2 separate regions of the Homo sapiens genome follow, and region 2 is linked to region 1. Evidence: chromatin contacts called from ENCODE Hi-C or POLR2A ChIA-PET data. All regions are on one chromosome and are shown on one strand. Each heading gives the region's core, a stretch centred on a gene start or an enhancer-like site at or near the end of the contact. The rest is flanking DNA. Distances are from core to core; before and after follow the strand shown.

Region 1 (7,137 bases), core at 3,326-5,825:
GTGTCTATCGAGTCATATGGCTCCTTAAAAGCTGAGAACCTTTCCCAACTGTGATGAGAGACTCCAGAGCAATAATGAGACAGATGCAATGTTGCTGGCTGGAGAAAGGGGCCATGAGCCAAGAAATGTGGGCAGCCTCTAGAAGCTGGAAGAGGTAAGGAAAAGGATTCCTCTCTGGATCTTCCAGAAACTATTTCAGCCCTGTCAACCCCCCGATATTAGCCCAGTGAAGCCCATGTTAGACATCCAACGTGCAGAACTGTAAGATAATAAGTGTGTGTTGTTCTAAGCCACTAAATTTATAGTAATTTGTTATAGCAGCAGCAGTAAATTAATTCCCCAACCTAGGATAGAAGTTGAAGAAAACAAAGCTTAATTGAGGAGGCGGTGAATTATAGTAACAGAAGCAGATGGTAACTTGAGGAAGGAACGATAATTTGGGGAAGGAACAGAAGTTAATTCTCATGTAGGATCCATCCCAGATGTTGGGGAACAATAGTGGGTACTATCAGATAATTTTATTTTTTCCTCTTTGGCCTCTTGCTCATGATAGATCTGAGAAGACACTTCCACATTGCTTATGCTGGCTGGATATTAAAATATGTTGCAAGTGTCTCATTCTCCAATTAGTAGAAAGGGTTATAACCAGATACAACAAGCAAGTATGTAACCAAAGCTGCTAAATAATGAGCAGAAGCAAAATGAGGCTTTGGAACGTGGTTAAGCCAGACTACTCATGTTTATCAAGTAGGACTAGGTATTTAAGGGCCATGAAACAGGAGATCATTTATAAAAAATTATTCTCATTTTGGTTAATCATGAAATCTAAAAAGTATGTTTAGCTATTGAGGAGGAAGTAATGTTTTGGTTAAAGTAGGCAAATTACTCCTATGAGCATGTCAGGTAGGGATTGCTTCTAGTAGAAAATATTTTTTGTTTGCATTTTTAACATTAAGTTAATTAATAATTTATTATTGTAGATTGGATGAAAGTTTTGTGTGGAGTGAGATTACTCTATTTCCCCTAATTTCCTGTCTATACATTCTTTTCAAAGCTTTCCAGGCTAGCAGGAAAAAGAAACAAACAAAAAACCAAAAACCTGCCCAGTATGTCCCTAGGGCTGAGGGGTTTTTGACCTTGAGAGCTGAGATCAAGACAGTACCAATACTCAGGGGATACACGTCATACTCTATGGGTTTTAGGAGCTGGGATTTGGTTACTATCAGTTAAAGGCATACCACAGAGATATTGCAGGTTCAGTTCCAGACCACCATAATAAAGCACATGATAAACCACATATGAATTGAGTCATACAAATTTTTTGGTTTCTCAGCCCATATAAAAGTAATATTTACACTACACTGTAGTCTATTAAGTGTACAATAGCATATGTCCAAAAATGTACTTTTCAATTAAAGAATATTACTAAAAAATGCTAACAATCATCGAAGACCCCAGCCTTCAGCTGGTGGAGGGTCTTGCCTCAATGTCGATGGTTGCTGACTGAGCAGAATGGTGGTTGCTGCAAGTTGGGATGGCTGTTGCAATTTCTTAAAATAAGAAAATGAAGTTTGCAGAATCAGTTGACTCTTCTTTTCGTGAAAGAATCCTCTGCAGCCTGTGATGTTGTTTGATGGCATTTTACCCACAATAGAACTTCTTTCAAAATTAGAGATAATCCTCTCAAAACCTATCACTGTTTTATCAACCAAGTTCATGAAATATTCAAAATCCTTTGTTGTCATTTCAATGATCACAGCATAGTCATCAGAGGAAGATTCCACCTCAAAAAACAAAACAACAAAATAAAACAAAACAAACCAAAAACCACATTCTTTGCTCATCCATAAGAAACAACTCATCATCTGTTAAAGTTTTATCAGGAGACTGAAGCAATTCAGTCACATCTTCAGGCTACACTTCTAATCCTAGTTCTTTTACTATTTCTACAACATCTGCATATACTCCCTCCACTGAAGTCTTGAACTCCTCAAAGCCATCCATGAGGATTGGAATCAACTTCTAATCTCCTAGTATCCGTGATATTTTTACCTCCTCACATGAATCATGAAATATTCCTAGTGGCACCTAGAATGGTGAAACATTTAAAAAATATTTTCAATTTTCTTTGCTCACATCCATTAGAGGAATCACTATCTATGGCATCTATAGCCTTGCAAAATGTATTTCTTAAAGAATAAGACTTGCAAATCAAAATTACTCCTTGTTCCATGGGCTGCAGAATGGATGTTGCATTAGCCGGTATGAAAACAACATTAATCTATCAGAGTTCTTTGTGACCATGTGCATAGTCAATGAGCAGTAATATTTTGAAAGGAATCTTTTTCTGTGAGCAGTGGGTCTGTATAATAGATTTAAGTATTCAGTAAATCCTGCTCTAAACAGATGTGCTGTCATCCAGACTTTGTTGCTTCATTTATAGAACATAGACAGAGTAAATTTGGCATAATTCTTAAGGTTCCTAGAATTTTTAGAATGGTAAATGAGCATTGGCTTCAATATAACGTCACCAGCTGCATTAGCCCCTAACAAGAGAGTCAGCCTGTTCTTTGAATCTTTGAAGCCAGGCGTTGTCTTCTATGTTCTAGCTGCGAAAGTCTTAGATGGGATCTTCTTCCACTAGAAGTCTATTTCCTCTACTTGAAAACCTGTTGTATGGTGTAGCTAGATCTTCTGGGTACTTTGCTGCAGCTTCTAGGTCAGCATTTGCTGTTTCACCTTACAGTTTTATGTTATGGAGCTGGCTTCTTCCTTAAACCTCATGAAGCAACCTCTTCAGCAGTGCCCTTACCTGTAAGCCTTCACAGAATTAAAGAGTTAGGGCCTTGCTCTGGATTAGCCTTTAGCTCTTAAGGGAACATTGTATGACCTGTTTGATCTTCTATCCAGTCCTCCCAAACTTTCTTCATGTCAGCAATAAGGTTGTTTTGCTTTCTTATCATTTTTGTGTTCACCGGAGTAGCACTTTTAATTTCCTTCAAGAGCTTTATTTTGCATTCACACATTAACTAAACCATTTGGCAAAAGAGGCCTAGCTTTCAGCCTGTCTCTGCTTTCAACATGCCTTCCTCACTAAGGTTAGTCATTTCTAGCTTTTGATTTAAAGTGAGAGACCTGTGACACTTCCTTTGACTAGAACACTTAGAGACCATTGTAAAGTTATTATTAACTGGCATAATTTTAATATTGTGTCTTGGGGAGTAGGGATGCCCATGCAGAGAAAGAAAGACAGGGAAATGGCCAGTGGAGCAATCAGAACACACACATTTATTGGTTAAGTTCACCAAGTTATACGGGCATGGTTTGTGGCATCCCAAGACAATTATAATAGTAACATCAAAGATCACTGATCACAGATCACCATAACAGATATAATAATGAAAAAGCTTGCAATGTCACAAGAATTACCAAAATATGACACTGAGACATGAAGGGAGCACACACTGTTAGAAAAATGGTGTCAATGGACTTGTGTGACACAGTTGCCATAGACCTTCAATTTGTATGAAATGAAATATCCACAAAGTGCAATAAAGCGAAATGCAATAAGGCAATGTATGCCTGTATAGAACATGCAGTATGCATGAATTATTGCTTTCTTTTCCTGAAAGTTAGTGTGAAAGCAGTGAAAGCAGGTATGGAGAAAGCAAGGAAAATGTTACAGGCGCCCACCCTTCCTGGCTGGAATGGAGTTTGGCATATGGTCAGAGTTGCGCATGTATTTCCTGTAAATCAATGAATAGTTCCTGCATTCAATGCTAAATATTCCATATTTTAAACAAGTGTGTGGTGACTGAAGCCAGAGAATCCTGTGAAAGACTATCACCTCTGTCAGGAGAGAGGCAGGTTTATAAAGAGGCTTAAGCAGCTAAACAAAATAATCAGTAATAATCTGCAATATTGTTATCCCCCTAAGGGATTGTGTAGCAATTGAGAATTGTAGAATCCCCACAGAAACACAGTATAGAAGGGAGAGGGAAAAGGAACAGGCATAATTAGAACCTAAGGGTTCTAGACTTTGACTACTTTGGTCCTCAGTTTCTACATCTGTACAAAGTGGGGATGTAGAATTTTAGGGCCCCAATGACCTCTAAACAAACTGCAGCTCTTCAATGGAGGCAACATGCCAGAAGCCTATATTCTTTAAATAAGTCCAGTGTGGACAGTTTTTCCTCCATTACTGGAAAACAGGACACTTTGATTGACTTCCAGGTCATGTATCTAATTTGTATTTTGAGTAAAAAAAATAGTACAAAATAGACCTCATATAAACACTAGAATCCTATTGGGAAATGCTCTGGGAAATGCTTGTTCCTGAAAGACACTTGAGAGGCAGGAGGAATTTTTGTCAGTTTGGCCACATTCAACCTGGGTCCTCAGCTCACTGAAAGGAATGAAGAGCTGCATCATCCACCTACACAATTTAGGCCATTCTTTATTTTTAATTTATTTTGACTGAGCACATTTAGTCCAAGCGTTTGAAAGTGAAACATTCTGCATGCAACAATGCCACCGTATTTAGATGATGCCATTTCCTCTCTGACTCACTCATTACTGCTCATGAAGAAAACCTGAGAAGTTGAGTCTTCTGAGGAATTCCAGAAACTGAAAAAAAAAAAAAAAAAAGAAAAGAGGAAGTCTTCTTTTATCCCTGTTGTTAGGATTAAAACTCTCCTCTTCACTTTCATAAGACTTGGTGGAAGTACCTCTGTTAGCTTATTCTGACTTAGATTTAATGATATTTATCTTTATTTCTAATTCTTGTTCTTTGGGAGTTGGAATCCTATTTCTCTATTTTCTATATATATATATATATATAAATGCTAAAATAATTCTAACACAGGATTTTTTTTTTTTTTTTTTGAGACAGGGTCTGGCTCTGTCACGCAGGCTGGAGTTCAGTGTCACAATCTCAGCTCAATGCAGACTCAACCTCCCAGGGTCAAGCAATCCTTCCACTTCAGCCTCTTGAGTAGCTGGGACCACAAGAGTGCACCACCAGACCTGGCTACTTTTTGTATTTTTTGTAGAGAGGGGGTTCACCAGGTTGCCCAGGCTGGTCTCAAACTCTTGAACTGAAACGATCTGCCCACCTCACCCTCCCAAAGTGCTATCATGCCTGGCCCTCAAACAGGATTTTTAATGATGCAATAATTGAACCAGTCCCTTACAGTTGTGCATTTGATTCCTGCTTTCTATCTTTATAAATAATATTTAGACAAGCTTTCCTGAATATAATCTTTATGAATTTTTCTGGAGTCTATTATGTTTCCAAAGGTAGCTACAACCAGAAAGCCCATCTATGTGGTCTCCCACAGTATGCCTATGCTGCTTCAGCATCAAGAAGTAGTATGAATTTCCCCTTCCTTGGGATCTAGGCTAGCCCTGTGACTTGTTCTGGTCAGTAGAATCTGGTGGAAGTGACACTGGGAAACTTTCAAAGCTTGGCCTAAAGACATCTACAGCTTTTGCTGTCACGACTTAAAATGCTCGCTTTTGGGATCTAGTCACCATGAAAAGGGGCCTGAGCATCCATGGGGTGGGGTAGGGTGGGAGTGGGCAGAAAGAGAGAGATAGAAGTCTCAGGTGTCCAGCATCTCAGCTATCCCTGCTAAAGTGCCAGATATGTAAGTCAAGTCATCTTAGTTATTCCAGCCCCAGATGCCATTGGAGTGGAATTTAACCCTGTAAGACATTCCAGACAATGACATGTAAGTGGAAAAACCACTCCAGCTGAGCCCTGTCCAATTTATGATTTACAGAATTATGGGCAAATCAAAACATTGTTCTCCCAGCCATGAAATTTATGCAGCAATAGATAATTAAAACATTTTTAAATTTAGAAAAATGCTTAGAAATACAATTATATTTCTAGTTTTTAGAAGGATAATATTTCTGGAAAATACCAAGCAGAGGTCTTTCTGGTCTCCTTAAATCATGATTCCTATGAGTTCTCATAGGGGATTTTAGATTTAGGGAGACACAGATACAGTGTAACATAATTCATTGTTCAGCTATGTGAAATTAGGCTTTCCTGAATTCTTCATTGAGACTTATAGTCTGGAAAATCAGAAACCTTATCAAGAGGAAAACGGGTGTTAAAAGAAAAACTTCAACCGAATTAAGTTTAAAGGAGTTTAATTCAGCAATGAATTATTCATGAATTGGGCAGCCTTCTGAGCCAGAGTAGGCTTAGAGACTCCAGCACACCCAGTTAGTGGAAGAAAATTTATGGACAGAAAAAGGAAAGTGACGTACAGAGAATGGAAGTGAGGTATTGGTTACAGCTTGGTGTTTGCCTTACTTGAACATGGTTTGAACAGTTGGCTACCTTTGATTGGTCAAAACTCAATGATTGGCACAAGTGTAGGCTACCGTCTGTTTACACCTCCATTTGTTATAGTTTACAATGTACAGAAAAACATTAAGGCCAAGCTTAAGATATGTAAGGAGGCAGGTTTAAACCTAACTTGATTTAACAAGGGTTTAAAAGTCACTTAAAATAGTAAACATGTGAAGAAGCAAATCTGGTGGACTAGGTCTATACAGTTATTCTCTAAGCAGTGATTCACAGACTTTAGCGTGTGTCAGATCACTGGGCTCCACCCTCAGAGTTCCTGAACAACTAGGTAGAGCCCAAGAATTTGTGTGTCAACTACTATTAAGACATTGCTGTTGCTGTTGGTCCAGGGACCACACTTTAAGAACCACTACTCAAGACATCATGGTGAGATTCAAAACAGAGAAATGCTGTAAGTAGGGCATTCATCTGAAGGGAGCCTAGGGAGATTTTTTTTTTTTTTTTTTTTTTTTTTTAATGACAGAAACTTCAAACAAAGATTGGGCTGAGGAGAAATTGGGCTGAGGCAGAAGAAAATCCCTACACAATACTGATGACCCAAAGGAAGAAAGGCTTTTTGTTTTGATGCCTTTTTAAAACTCTGAGTGGAAGCCTGCCTAGCAGAGTGACCTGCACCTAACTGGGGTAGCTAAAAAAGAGCCGACATCTGGCACCTGATAGGACTATTGTGAAGATTAAAGGAGTTTGTATATATACAGATCAATGAGAAGGCACCTAGCACAGAGTAAACGCTTAACAAGTTACTTACTATTATT
Region 2 (6,915 bases), core at 2,497-4,996, 170 kb before region 1:
TGGAGGAGTGGAGCTTTTTTATTTTTATTTTTTAAACAAAAACATTTTTATTAGCTCTTTTGTAGAGATTGAGGCCAGCCATCATTTTGAAGACATGGCAACAGATTAGATTTAACATGAGATAAGTAAATTTGAATATTGCAAGCGGTAAATTGCATCAGATGCTTCCTGTGCCCTGCTTCACATCCTCTTAGCTGTGTGGGTGTCACTACAGCTGCAGCTGGTGCAACAGTTCTGTGTGGACTTCAACTCCTTTGTACTGACTGCATCTTGCCTCAGCACGCGTTACACATCTTTTACTATCTGCTGTGGATATTTCCTGGTTCTACAGGGTAGGAAACCTGAAAGAGCCTTCTTGACACGCCCACCCATGAACAGCCTGAAACTCAAGATCTAAAGACATTATCCCCACCCAGAGGCAACCAGAAACCAAAGGCTCAGGAGCTAATGAACAAATGCTTCATCTTGTCTATCCTTGGGTGGAAAATTCTGGCAAGTTGTCCTAGCTACCCTATGACCAACTCAATAATGGGTTCTGCATTGGCTTTTCTTCCTTCTGTTTCACTCTTGCTAGTTCTTAATTTCTGCTTTCTTCAATCAAATAAACTGCTTGCACACAATTCCTAGTCTCAAATTTTTCTTTCAGGGGAACCTAGCCTAAGCCAGAAGGCAAATATGATGAAACTATTTGCTTAAAAAGATTTGAAACTAGATTCCTATGAACGAAAAGGGTCGGCCAGGCACCGTGGCTTAGGCCTGTAATCCCAGCACTATGGGAGGCCAAGGCTGGTAATCACCTGAGATCAGGAGTTCGAGACCAGCTTGGCCAACATGGTGAAACCCCGTCTCTACTAAAAATATTAAAAAAAAAAAAAATTAGCCGGGTGTGGTGGTGGGTTCCTGTAATACCAGCTACTCAGGAGACTGAGGCAGGAGAATTGCTTGAACTCAGGAGACGGAGGTTGCAGTGAACCAACACGGTGCCACTGTACTCCACTCAAGCCTGGGTGACAGAGTGAGACTCCGTCTCAAAAAAAAAAAAAAAAAAAAAAAAAAGGTCATTCCTCCAAGATACAGCTGTCACTGTCATAAAATTTAGCATAAACAAATACACCATCAAATGCCCCACTATAAAATGTAACATCCAGCAATTACATAGTAAAGGATTTAAGGTGACATCATTCATTACAGTATATGAATGATCCTCCTGACTAAATGGGAATTTAGTGTTAAGTAGCTGTAAAAGCTGCCAAAGAGCAAATGTTATTGAAACAAACATTAGCAACTTATGACTAAAACCTAGGGCATCCTGACCATAGCTACAAGGTTTACTATCTCTATTATGGAGCCATTAGAAACCACCACAGGGTTGTATCCAAGTCTATTAGGAGAATAATTTAGTTGAAATTTTATACTTACAGATGAAAGAGACAGGGATATAATCATTATCGATTTTACTTTCTTTGCAAGGTTTTATTGTTGTTGTTGTTCATATCCTTCCTAAATGTGAGTAGAATGGAGAACAGAGGAAGGATGGGGAATCGAGCCATCTTCCTAGAGAAGATGAGCAACATTCTTCCATAAGCCAAATTACATATTTTGAAGAAGGAATTATTTTTAGTGGTAGAAATAGCTAGTAACAAAGGGAATATCAAGTATGTATTCACAGATTGAAAATCTTACCCACAAATTTAAAAATAAAACCCAAAAGTCTTACTTTCAATATAGGCATTTCCACATTTTCTTGTAAAGGATAATATTAATTCAGTATATAATTCTCCAGATTTAGTGTAATGGTTCTTTGTTATCTGACTTTTACTAAATCAGAAGGCAGTTTAATGATACAGGGAAATATTCACTAGAAACTGAATATTAACTATTAAATATCATCCCTGAGAATTCAGAAGAAAACTTCAGCTTTCCTCCTGGGGCAATTTTAACTCATTATCTCCTATAATCTTCAAAGACTTGTGATCTATATAAATAGCCATTTAAAGGGTCAAGGTTTTCATTACATACCAAGGAGACTTTCTACGATTATTGGAAACTTAAAACCGTACTAAAATTACAGAGATATCCTAATTCTAATTGGTTCTTGTTAAGAATGAGTTAATACACTGATGCTTGAGAATCATCAAAATTTCTTAAATTTTAACTATTTTATTTTCAACAAAAAGTGCGATGTGAACTGAATAATATTTGTCATTTAACTTGAAAATTCATGAAGAAGGATTACGAGTTTCTGAGTCATTAACAATCCTCCCATTTTAATATAACAATTGAATAAATGGGAAGAAATTTATGAACCTCTGTACATTTTCTTTTTTGACATTCTAAATTATATTATTTCTAAAGTCAAATTCAGTGACTGATAACTTAAAAAAATTCATGCTTAGATCCAAATGAGGGATTAAAGCATCTCATGTATATTCTTATTTAAGCAAAATAGCATATCTTTAGATTCAATAAACCTTCTTAATATTTGGGTATATACTTATTTATTTGCCAACAGAAATGAATGTCGATAAAATTCATCAGTCAACAACAGCCAAGAGTAACTTCTTTAGATAAGCCATGTAAAATACACTTTCACATTCAGGACAAAAGATATCCAAGTATCTCATTTCCTCTCCCTGAATCCTCCATTCCACGACAAGACAGGGAGAAAGGACTGCCATCAGATGAATGACATGTAGGGCCAGAGGATGTCCACATTTATATTTTACCACTTAAAGCTCTTCTTTAAATACCTCCCGAGAGCACCCAGTCAAACCGAATCAGAGAAGCCAGTGTTGAAATGCCAAGTAGCCACCAGATGGCAGCAATGCTTTTATGAATAATGCAGCATTCTTTGCAGTCCATCTAAGATTTCCTATGTTAATAATAGAACAATCCTTACTTTAGTAAAAGGACAAATTTGCTCGTAATGAAGCCAGCATTTTTTTCCATATTGCTAGTTACATTTTGTGGGGTTCAATTGTTTTCTAGTATTTGCCCCCTCCAAATATTTATTTTCATATGCATTAAACATTAAATTGAGGTTGAATTTCATATTGATACTGTAGTAGAAAATGCCTGAAGCTTGAAACAAATATTTTCTTTTCTGATGGACAAATAACATCTGTGGTTGTAAATGTTCCAGTATAGCTGTCAAAAGAGAAGGGTTTCACATAATTTTCTGCCACCCCTATCAGTACATCCTACACATCAAAAGAGTATGTTCGTAACCTCCCTTTCCATGAATTGATTTCAAATCTATCGCAGATCTCAAATATCAGAAGCTTGCCTTTTACTTGATCAAGGGCATGGGAATTTTGAAAATGAAGCATTGCTTAAAATTCAACTTCAAGAAAAAAAAAAAGACCACAATCAAGGTCTTTCTAAGTTACTTGGGAAAGGAATCCTCATTATTGGTATTTCCGTTTTCAAGGTGCTTCAGCAATTTGTTAATTTTGCCACTGTAATTTTTTTAGTTTACACTTGTTCACCCAGAAAGTGAGACTGTTAGAATTTCTCCCAGTGCCGGAAATGCAATGTTAGGTAAATTGATGAGGCTGAGGTCAAGAATCTAATAGCTCTCTACTAAAAAGAAATGCATCTAAACCCTCCATGTGAACACCTCTCCCTTGGTTAAGCCATCTCATACCCATCAGTGTTATCTGAAAAGAGTTCAAACAGCTTCCTTCCTGATTTCTCCCCAACATCAACCATTTCATTTCATTGTTTCACTTAGGCCACCTCTCAACATCCTGTTTTGTTAAGATAAAAGAGCAGCCTCCTCCCCTCTTCAAATACCAAGAATCCTTAACTGCCCTGCAGTGTTTTATATCCTTTTGAATTTTTTTTCTGCTAAATGTTTAGTAGTATGTTTAACTCTTACATTGAGAGACTCTATGCATAGATGCCATAAGTGGCCTTTCCAGTTATGCATAAGTGTGGGCATTTTCCTTTCATCTTGAACTTATTTTTCTGTGCATTTCAAGCCTTTGTTTATGGATGCTTGCTTTGTTATTTTCTTATATTGCTTTAAACATTGCTCTGAGGTTTCAGCTTTGCTCACCGCTGCCCAGATTTTCCTCCTGCTCAGTGGCTTGTGGCATATAAACACTGAATACATATATATATATATGTATTTTTTCTCTTGCTTTCAGATCCAGCTTCATTACCTTATGTTTCTAAAAACTGAATAGCGTCATCTATTTATCAGCCAGTGATCCTATGCTATCCAAAAGCACTCAATTTTATTTCATCCTGTGTCATCCTTATGGACAAGCTGTAAAATGTGATACCATTTACTGGCCCCATCTATTATGTACCAGCTTTAGGGATTAAATTGTTCCTTTTTCTGGAATAGGTCTGTTTGCTATTAAAAATCATACACAGCATGAAATACACATGGCTGCTCTCTTTAAAAATAAAAGATATTGAAACAGATATGAAAAAGGATCCCTTGGCTTGAATATTGTCTTGCTAGCATCAATATATTTTCTATACTTTATAAATGAGATTAAAATAACAAGTAGAAAAACCATACACTTGTTGATTCTACCTTACTCCATAAAATTCCCCAGTGGCAGTGGTTTCTTTTGCCCAGGTTGGAGTGCATCGTGTCAAGTCTCAGGTTTGATCTCCATGTGGCTCAGTTAGTCTCATTCTGCTTATGGGAAAACAGAGAAAGTGCGTTGCAAGCCACAGGAGCCCATGGATGGCATAGAGACTACCACACTAGCTCTACCAAATCATCAAGAAACAGAATATGTTCCATGAGAGGAAGGGATTCACAATATGATGTCGGTAAATGAAGAACAGCATGGTGCATTTAGCCTGGTGTCAGACTAAAACCCAGAATTTATTCCAACTGCACAACTCATATCTTTGAGCTCACATAGCCAGCTATTCCAGAAGGCAATGTGAAGTGAGCTATCCAGTTGTCTAAGTTCATTAGATGACGTGCATCCATTCTTCTGCTGAAATGTTAGAAACAGAAGAAGCCAAGTTGACTTTTTTCTTTTGTTTTATGTTATTTTGGAATTACAAAATTTTGGTTCCCTTCACTAATTGGGGACCAAAATGTACTAATACTACTATTTTCAATCTTTACTGTCATCCGGTTGCATGCTGCTTTGATAGTTCAAAAAGAATGAATCTAGTAAGGCAGCATTATGCCCTCTAGTAATGAAACAATGAAGGTGTGCAAATGAGCATACATCCTTGATGTCTAAGGCTTTGACTAGTGAGTTTCACGGGATCACCCAGGCAACATAAAGTTCGTGTTGTTTTCCCTAACGATACACTTAGTTTATAAATCTTAATTCTAGATGTCTAGAATATATTTTTTAAAAAAGTTTTATTATTTCTTAGAAAATTAAACGTGCAAAAAGACAGTGGTTCCCAAGTCACATTATCTGAACCAATAGGCATGTTCTTCATTTGCAGAATGTACTTTCCATCCATCTTCTTGTTTCTGTTTCTCCTTTCATCAGTCAAAGCTAACATGCTCTCTTGATCTCATCTAGATTCTTACAATCAATTTTATTTCCTGTCCCCAGATTCTATCATTTGCACTCAATCTTTATATACCCCTGACATTCATATTCTTAAATCAAATCTCTAATTATAAAATTTTATGCCTCCCTCTGTGCAAAATCTGTGTGACCGCATCAACAAAAGTGAAGCTAAACATCATACAAATAATCATATCTCTTTCCCTTCAATCAGAAAAACAGTATTGTACTGATACCTCAGTAGGGGAGTAATAAGTGTCACTATTGTCCCTCTTTCACTTGGGGCATAGTTGCTACACTTGTTTCTATGTTACCTTTTGCAAGTTTCTATTAACAGCTTGGTAGGGCTTTCAAGGTGATATGCTTTTAAGTATTAATTTGAATATGTCATTGATTAATTAATTGGATATTACATTAATGCCACTAAGAATAGCACATTAAAAATAAGATTAAGGATCTATATTCTTAGTCACACAATAAAAAGATTTTCATGTTGTGTATTAAATATCAGTCTATTAAGTTCAGAAGGCAACAGAAAGACCAGAAGTAGAGCAGAAATTTTGAGTTACATTTCACAGATATTTACCTCTCTCAACCCTATTCTTCTAAAATTCATATCTGGAATTTCCCTCAAAACATTGTGAGATGATGTGGTTAGTAGATGAATAATGAAAGTCTGCTGTATTTGTATTAAAATCACTTCTTTGTAGTTGCTCTCAAACAAACATACAGGATTGCTTCATTTTAGTATTAACACAGATGGGCAGGTGAGGTGAGGACTGTCATCTCTTATTTCCTTGGTGTGACAAAGTTGGAGGAGGATCCTGCTGTGAGTTCTGCATAAAGTTACAACTGACATAGCCCAAATTGGAACACACATCCCCAGACCCATGTGTTCTCTCCACTGCACCTCCTGAATGTTGGATGAATATCTAATAGGTAGATGAAATGATTGGGGACAAGCTGTAGGGCAAAAAACAACTGTGTTAGACGTGAATGTTTCTCTTACTCTGGTCTATTTTTAATGCCGTGTCTTTTAAGATACTTTAATTCTCTAAAGTGAAACCAGCTTTACTGGAAATCTAATGCATGTATGAATGTGAAGAATCATCCTTTTGCATTTAGTCTAACTACAAGCACTGAAAAATGAAAGAAAATTGGTAAAAGCTCGGATTTATTTTAAACCACCACTTGTAACACAAGGAAATGGATAAAAGCACAATACCAGTAGTTTTCCTTTTGGCTTAAAATTATGTTTTTTTAAGATGTTATTAAATTATCTTCACATTAATAAACTTAAGTAGTACTTAAACATTTTAAGATAAGACATATTCAGATCAGAAAGATCAAATTATGTTTAAATGTAATGCATATCCATGGAGAATATTACATAAAAAAGTTTAATATACAT

Evidence for each region. Hi-C counts contacts between places; a loop is a spot of excess contacts on that map. ChIA-PET counts read pairs that join two places held with the same protein, here RNA polymerase II (POLR2A). Pooled maps may share reads with other maps.
Region 2: a pooled map shows a loop between it and region 1 (6-fold over the local background). The contact joins two enhancer-like sites. A Hi-C loop is called at or near these places in 6 of 168 maps with a recorded cell type or tissue (B cell, CD8-positive, alpha-beta T cell, MCF 10A and 3 more) and 10 of 50 pooled maps. POLR2A ChIA-PET finds 5 or more read pairs at or near these places in 6 of 52 experiments (AG04449, CD4-positive, alpha-beta T cell, T-cell and 3 more).

The regions. Positions count from the first base shown.
Region 1 is chr2:143,081,294-143,088,430 of GRCh38, reverse strand. No RefSeq gene overlaps it. Among named protein-coding and RNA genes, the nearest start is that of ARHGAP15, 45 kb to the left of the region's middle. Within about 2 kb of position 4,575, at least 3 of the 41 ENCODE cell types and tissues checked have a DNase peak (open chromatin) inside an H3K27ac peak, as active enhancers do.
Region 2 is chr2:143,255,467-143,262,381 of GRCh38, reverse strand. The region is part of intron 6 of ARHGAP15 (Rho GTPase activating protein 15); the gene reads right to left. Among named protein-coding and RNA genes, the nearest start is that of ARHGAP15, 130 kb to the right of the region's middle. Within about 2 kb of position 3,746, at least 6 of the 41 ENCODE cell types and tissues checked have a DNase peak (open chromatin) inside an H3K27ac peak, as active enhancers do.